Regions from separate parts of the Homo sapiens genome. Here region 2 is linked to region 1. Evidence: chromatin loops called from intact Hi-C (ENCODE). Cell type or tissue: CD4-positive, alpha-beta T cell. All regions are shown on one strand. Each heading gives the region's core, and the rest is flanking DNA. Links, peaks and the distances in the headings are about the cores only.

Region 1 (2,500 bases), core at 1-2,500:
AAATGGGCCCACCGTGGAGCTCTCCGTGTACCTGTGATGATGTGCAGTGATACTTTCCACCCCAGAAAGATGGAGAGGCCCAAATACCGGCATCTCCATTTGCCCCTTCTTGCAGCCTTTTGGCCCAAAGTGGCTTCTCTCACTGTGAATCTAGCCAAGAGAGTGCCCAGCACATAGTGGGTGTCCAATGACAATTGAGGGAGGGGGCACGGCACAGTGGGTAAGAGCATGGACTCTGGAATCATCCCTGCCCTCATCCCAATTCTGGAAGGTGGCCTCTCTGTGCCTCAGTATTGTCATCTGTTCAATGGGGAAAATACCAACAGATGCTTCATGGGCTTGCAGTGAGGATTAACTGAGATAAAGTTGAAGTGCACTGTTAGCCCACATCCATTGCCACTGTTAGTTGAGTAAATAAATTCATTCCTAGAAATCTTAATTTCTCCTTCTGTAATGTTTCCTTGGATTTAGAATCAATTTCATAGACTGTCAGAACTAAAATGTTAGACATTTTCTATTAATAATTCAATCTCCATTTATTTTATTAAGATATTGCGACCAGGCACAGTGGCTCACACCTGTATTCCCAGCACTTTGGGAGGCTGAGGTGGGTGGATCATTTGAGGTCAGGAGTTCAAGACCAGCCTGGCCAACATAGTGAAACCCCGTCTCTATTAAAAATACAAAAATTAGCCAGGCATGGTGGTGCATGCCTGTAATCCCAGCTCAGGAGGCTGAGGCAGGAGAATTGCTTGAAACTGGGAGGCAGAGGTTGCAGTGAGCCGAGATCATGCCACTGCGCTCCAATCCAGCTTGGGTGACAGAGTGAGACTCCATTTCAAAAAAAAAAAAAAAAAAAAAGGTGTTGCCTTTTATTTGTTCTTTTTTTTCTTTTTTGTTTGAATAGCATGAAATAAATAAAATTGTCCAGCTTTATTGAAATGTAATTAGCTTGTGATAAATTATGCATATTCAAAGTGTAAAATTTGATGAGTTTTGATATCTGTATCCACCTGTGACATCATCACCCCAAATTATTGGATATAATGAACATCACCCCCAGGATTTTCTTATTTCTCTTTACAATAACTACCTCCCTCTTCCCCAAACCCCATCCACAGGCAAACAACTGATGAGCTTTCTCTCACTCTAGATTTGTTTACATTTTCTGAGTTTCAAACATTAGCGATTAATTGAAAAGTTCTAAAACGCTTTGCAGGCCAAAACAAACAAAAAAAGAAACAACGACAACAAAGTATAGCCCCTCATTGTCCACTCTCACCCCCAGCCCCTGGAAACTGCCATTCTTCTTTCTGTGTCTATGATTTTGACTACGCTAAGTACCTCCTATAAGTGGAATCACACAGTATTTGTCCTTTTGTAACTGGCTGGTTTCTCTTAGCATAAATAATGTCTTTGAGGTTTGTCCCTGTCACGGAATGTGTCAGAATTTCCTTCCTTTTTAAGGCTGACTAGTCCATGGTATGTGTGTATTGCATTTGGTTTATCCACGCAGATCTTCCAGGAGGGACACTAGGCTAGCTTTCCCCTTTTAGCTACTGTGAGTAATGCTGCTTTGAACACAGATATGCCAATAGCTGTTCAAGCCCCTTCTTTTCACTAGGTTGTGAACCCAGAGGAGGAATTGCTGATTATATAGCATTTGACATCTAGTTTTTCTATATTTAATTTTTTGAGAAGCCACCTTATTATCCCTCCATCTGTGAATGACACTTGCTTTTTAAATATAAGGAGTATAAGCATGTGATAACAAAATTCCCCCATGAGAAAAGGATATAAAATAGGAGACTTCTCCTTCTTTTCCAGTCTCTGTCTTTAAAGGAATCATTGCTAACAATTTCTTGTATATCCTTCCATGGGATATACAACCACTTTGCAGAGTTACTGAGAGTCAACTGCTTCGTCTGCTAAATGGGCACATCTCGCTCCAACCACCTCTTTTTATTTTTATTTATTTGTTTATTTATTTATTTAGAGACAGATTCTGGGTCTGTCGCCCAGGCTGGAGTTCAGTGGCATGATCTCAGCTCACTGCAACCTCCGCCTCCTGGGTTCAGGTGATTCTTCTGCCTCAGCCTCCCGAATAGCTGGGATTACAGGTGTGCACCACCATGCCTAGCTAATTTTTGTGTTTTTAGTAGAGATGGGGTTTCACCATGTTGGCCAGGCTGGTCTCGAACTCCCGACCTCAAGTGATCCGCCTGCCTTGGCCTCCCAAAATGCTGGGATTACAGGTGTGAGGCACTGCTCCCAGCCCTCCAACCACCTCTTAGCATTGTTGCCAGACACAAAGGAAAATGGAGACAAAAGTGCATATTTCTTCCAGAACTATCAGAGGCCAGCAGGTCTTCCTACAGAATTCAGCCTAAGCAATCTTTCAAATACAAATACAAATGATGGTCTTTGGAAAGACCAGTATTTTCAAAAGTGTCTTGAGAGTGAATGTCTGGCTCTCTGGAGGTAAGGGGTGTGTGTGTGT
Region 2 (4,916 bases), core at 1,451-3,950, 520 kb after region 1:
AGAACACATGGACACAGGGAGGGGAACAACACACACTGGGGCCTGTCAGGGGTGGGCTAGGGGAAGGGAGAGCATTAGGAAAAATAGCGAATGCATGCTAGGCTTAATACCTAGGTGATGGGTTGACAGGTGCAGCAAACCACCATGGTACATGTATACCAATGTAACAAAAACTGCATATCCTGCACATGTACCCCAGAACTTAAAATAAAAATAAAAATTAAAAACAGATGCAGACTGCTGGGCCCCACCCCTAATTTCAAGCTCAGAAGGGCTGGGAGGTAGCCCCAAGTCTGCAATTTTAATGTGTTTCCAGGTGATGCCAATCTCCCGCAAGGGAACCACTGCAAGGGTGAGAGCAGTCACCCGAGGCCAGCAGCAGTGGAGGAGCTGCCACTGCCTCCAAGCTTGGGGGAACAAGGACAGGGAATAGTTGCCAAGACCTGGAAAGAGGGAGTCGTGTAGGTACAGAAGGCCACTAGAAAGGAGCAGGCTTTTGGTGGAGGAACACAATCCGGCGGAGACCACCTTTAGGGGATGAACACTGCAGCCTCCCACTCCTGCCTCACTCCTCCCTCCTCTCTCCTTTCTCCTCCTAATTGGTCAAACCCAGCCAGAGGTGATGACGTTCCAATGACTCCATCTGCCATGGAAGGAACAAGGTGGAGGTGGGTGAAGAGCACATCCAGGGGATGGATGGAACATAATTGACCCACATGTGTTGAATTTAAAGTATCAGTAGGGGTTGGGCACAGTGACTCACACCTGTAATCCCAGTGCTTTGGAGTGGGGTCCCTCTTTGGCGGGCCGACGCAGGATGATTGCTTGAGGCCAGAAGTTGCAGACCAGCCTGGGCAACATAGTGAGACCTCGTCTCTAATTTACAACGTAGCTGGGTATGTTGCTAAGTGTTCCAAGCACTAATAATAGTATGCCTGCAGTTCCAGCTCCTCGGGAGGCTGAAGCAGGAGGGTCACTTGAGCCCAGGACTTCGAGGCTGCAGTGAGCTATGACCACACCACTGGACTCCAGCCTGAGTGACAGAGTGAGACCTCATCTCAAAAAAATAAATAATCAGGGCCAGGCAAGGTGGCTCACACCCGTAAGCCCAGCACTTTGGGAGGCCAATGTGGGCGTACTACCTGAGGTCAGGAGTTCGGGACTAGCCTGGCCAACATGCCAAAACCCCATCTCTACTAAAAATACTAAAATTAGCCGGGCATGGTGGTGGGCTCCTGTAATCCCAGCTACTTAGGAGGCTGAGGCAGGAGAATTGCTTGAGCCTGTGAGGCGGAGGTTTCATTGAGCCACAATCATGCCACTGCACTCCAGCCTGGGTGACAGAGTGAGACTTCATCTCAACAACAACAAAAAATTAAAATAAATAACTAAATAAATAATCCGTGGGATACTCAAGAGGAGATGCTGAAAAGGAAGCAGCATAAGCTGGAGCTCAGAGAAGAAATCCCAGTGACCAAGAATGCAGCCTGTCAGGTCTGCACTGCTGGGGACCCGGCCAAGATGCCCAAAGATTCAGTGGTGGGTGCAAGGAGAGAAGAGAGATTCCAAGTCTTGCTCACAGTATTTGAGAAGCCTGGCCAAAGAGGCACTTTGTAGAGGGCAGGACAAGCAGGGAGAAGAACTGAGATGATGATGAGGTTCAGGGAAGAAACTGGGAGGGTGGGATAGAAAGATAACTTGATACAGCTCAACCACCAGCCCCAACCAAAAAAAAGGTCAAGAAGCAGCAGGAAACTGCTAAGTCAATATCAAATGTGGCTCAACACAGGCAGCTGCCCCAGGGAAGTTCCATCCACATGCTCAGACAGCCTGACTCACCCACTCAACAGACAACTCCCTCTGGAATTGAGACACCCTCTTCTTGTGCCTTTGATTTCACGATTCCCCCTCCCACTCCCGTTCAGTTCCACAAAGCTTCATCCAGAATCTGTCTGCCAACTGCCAATTGTGAAGTGCAGTACGGCATGACGTTTTTAAATTTGGGAGAATTTGGAGAACTTTATGAGAATGCCTCAGAAAATTGGGATCACCAAGGAGGTCCTCCCCCTCTTCAATATTGTTTTTCATAAGCCTTCTGGTGCCTCAAATTTCACCATTAAAGATTCATTCCTTTGGCTTAAGGCTTTAATCCTCTATTAAATGTAAATCTCACTGACAAGCCGATAGTGTTTGGGGAATGAGGTCATACATTAAGCCTTATCTATCACTGACACCTCAATGAGAGCAAGTTGACAGTCTTTTCAAGAGCCAGGTTTAATAGGGGAGAAGGGAGATAAATGTAAAGGTATGGAGAAACTTAGCAGCAAAGGGAGAGATACTCAAGGGGATAGGATCAGAAACCAATGTTTATTGAGGCATTATGCTACTAAGAAAAAGAAGAATAGCTACCTTTTACTGACTGCTTAAATGTGTCAGGTTCCATGCTGTGTTTTTTACATATGGGGGCATCATTTACTGAGATACCTGTTTGTGTTTGTTCTTGTTGCTGAAGGATGCTCAAAAGATCAAGAGGGATTTTCCCTGCCTCATCTGAAAAACAAGTAAACAACCCTTGTGCTCTGAGACTGTTCTTCTTTATATCCCATTGGTTAGGGTGCTCTTAGGCAATAAAATATCCAAAGAAAAGTGGCTTAAACAGTGGGGAAAATGTCTCATCTCATCTCCCATCAGAAGGAGTCTGGAGGGAGGAGGCTCCTGGGTAAGTGATGTCATTAAGGACGTGGGCTCTCTTGGGTTTGGTCATGCTCAGCAGGTAACCTTGGTCCTTGAGATTCTTCCCTTTGATGCTCAATTGTCATGACATTGGACCAAACAAAAGGGGTTTTCCCCACTCTGTGTCTTGTCTTATAAACAAAGACTCAGTCTCCTACCAACTCACCATTCTGATATCTTTTAGGATATGACCATCATGTGCTTGGTCCAAGATGGCAGCAGCTGCATAGGAGACAGCAAGATGGAAGAAGAAAAGAACATCAAAGGGCAGGTATGTCCCTTAAAGAAGGCTCCCAGAAGCTGCCACCCACACTTTCTACCTAAATCTCTTTGTCCAGAACTCAACCACATGGCTATCCCTAGCTATGAGGCAGGCTGCAAAATGTCAGCCTTATTCTAGGCATTTCCTGTGTAGCTAAACATTCTGTTGGTGTGAGTGAAGAAGAAACTGGCTACTGAGGACAACTAGAGTCAATATTAACTCAGTAGAAACTATGAGACTTCCAGGACATAAGACTCATCCCAGCTTTGTTTAGGAAACATAAGCTCATTCATGAGGAAGGAAAATAGATCGGGGAGACAGTTGGGGTTTGGGGTGCCTGGAGGCAGGTAAAGCCTTGGCCTCCCATAACATTGAAGAGTGTGGAGGTTTGGGGTTTTCACAGGTGATTAGAACTGGGCTGTCTTTGAACACAGATCTCAGGGATACCAGGGTGGTTGGATACAGTGCCAAGACTTGGACAGCACTGGCAAAATTCCATGTGGTCAAACTTCTGGCTAGAAGAAAATACAATGGTCTTGAGGAACAGCCCTGGGTCTGTCGAGAGAACAAAGGCTGAGAAAGCAAGCAGGACAAACTCAGGAGCATCATGGAGCAGAAAGAGCAGCAGGAACTCTGGTGACTCCAAGGACTGAGGTCCAGGCCCCTCCCTCATGTTTTTTCCTTTTTTTTTTTTTTTTTTTTTTTTTTTGAGACACCGTCTTGCTCTGTCACCCAGACTGCAGTCTAGTGGCACAATCTCAGCTCACTGCAGCCTCCACCTCCGGGGTTCAAGCAATTCTCATGCCTCAGCCTCCCGAGCAGTTGCAACTACAGGCTCGCACCACCACACCCGGCTAATTTTTGTATTTTTAGTAGAGATGGGGTTTCACCATGTTAGCCAGGCTGGTCTTGAACTCCTGACCTCAAGCGATCCGCTCACCTTGGCTTCCCAAAGTACTGGGATTATAGGCATGAGCCACTGCACCTGGCCCCCTCCCTAATTTTTAAATCCCAAATAAGGGATTTAAAAGACCATTTATATCTTTGGGGATTGGTAGGGAATGCTCCTAAAGAAATCTGTGATTTATTTTCTCAACACTGTAGTTCTTGAGAGCCTACAGCCAGATTTACTCTGATTAAAACAAGTAAAGTGGATGAGCATGGTGGCTCACACCTGTAATCCCAGCACTTTGGGAAGCTGAAGTGGGAGGATCACTTGAGATCAGGAGTTTGAGACTAGCCTGATCAACAAAGCAAGACCTGGTCTCTACTAAAAATAAAAAATTAGCTGGGCATGGTGGTGCGAACCTATAGTCCTAGCTACTTGGGAGGCTAAAGTGAGAGGACTGCTCGAGCCCAAGAGTTTGGGGTTGTAGTGAGCTAGGATCACACCACTGCACTCCAGCCTGGGTGTCCCTAAAATGTATGTATGTAAAAATACGTAAATAAATAAATCAATAAAATGAGTGAAGTATTTTGGGCCTTTCTTGCATCAGGACGCTGTGAAGAAATTCACAGCCACTCATTTCCATTGTGATTGCAGTCAGGGCAGTCCTGTGAGGCTGCTGTTATCTTCCGCACATTACAGATGAGGAAGCTGAGATTCCAAGGAGTTAAATTACTTGTACCAGGCTTGGCTGGCCAGAGAGAGTCATATCTCTACTCCAAAGCCAATCCCATCACTCTGGTACACATTGAAAGAAAAGGAAGAGTAAACTCGCACAGAGGAAACTTACCAACTCCACAATACTGCCCACAGCCAGCCAGATCCTGTCTAGAAGGAGGCATGCATGGAGTGGAGACACCATCTTAGACATACTTGCATGTTCTCATTCACAAGTGGGAGCTGAACGCTGGATACTCGTGGACATAAAGGTGGAAATAATAGACACTGGGGGACTACTAGAGGGGAAGGGGAGGA

What was found. Hi-C counts contacts between places; a loop is a spot of excess contacts. Peaks named below come from ENCODE experiments on the same cell type or tissue, not always from the same donor. Only the 100,000 strongest peaks of a DNase experiment are listed, where the experiment ranks them.
Region 2: a loop joins it to region 1, with 9 times the contacts of the local background. A loop is called at or near these places in 2 of 110 quality-filtered maps.

What each region holds. Positions count from the first base shown.
Region 1 is chr16:17,379,783-17,382,282 of GRCh38, reverse strand. The region is part of intron 1 of XYLT1 (xylosyltransferase 1); the gene reads left to right. Among named protein-coding and RNA genes, the nearest start is that of XYLT1, 90 kb to the left of the region's middle. In CD4-positive, alpha-beta T cell, for the core only: no CTCF peak of the experiment used is centred there; a DNase peak (open chromatin) is centred at 1,482.
Region 2 is chr16:16,855,063-16,859,978 of GRCh38, reverse strand. No RefSeq gene overlaps it. Among named protein-coding and RNA genes, the nearest start is that of NPIPA7, 480 kb to the right of the region's middle. RefSeq lists an enhancer at 2,435-3,002. In CD4-positive, alpha-beta T cell, for the core only: no CTCF peak of the experiment used is centred there; no DNase peak of the experiment used is centred there; H3K27me3 peaks cover 190 bases.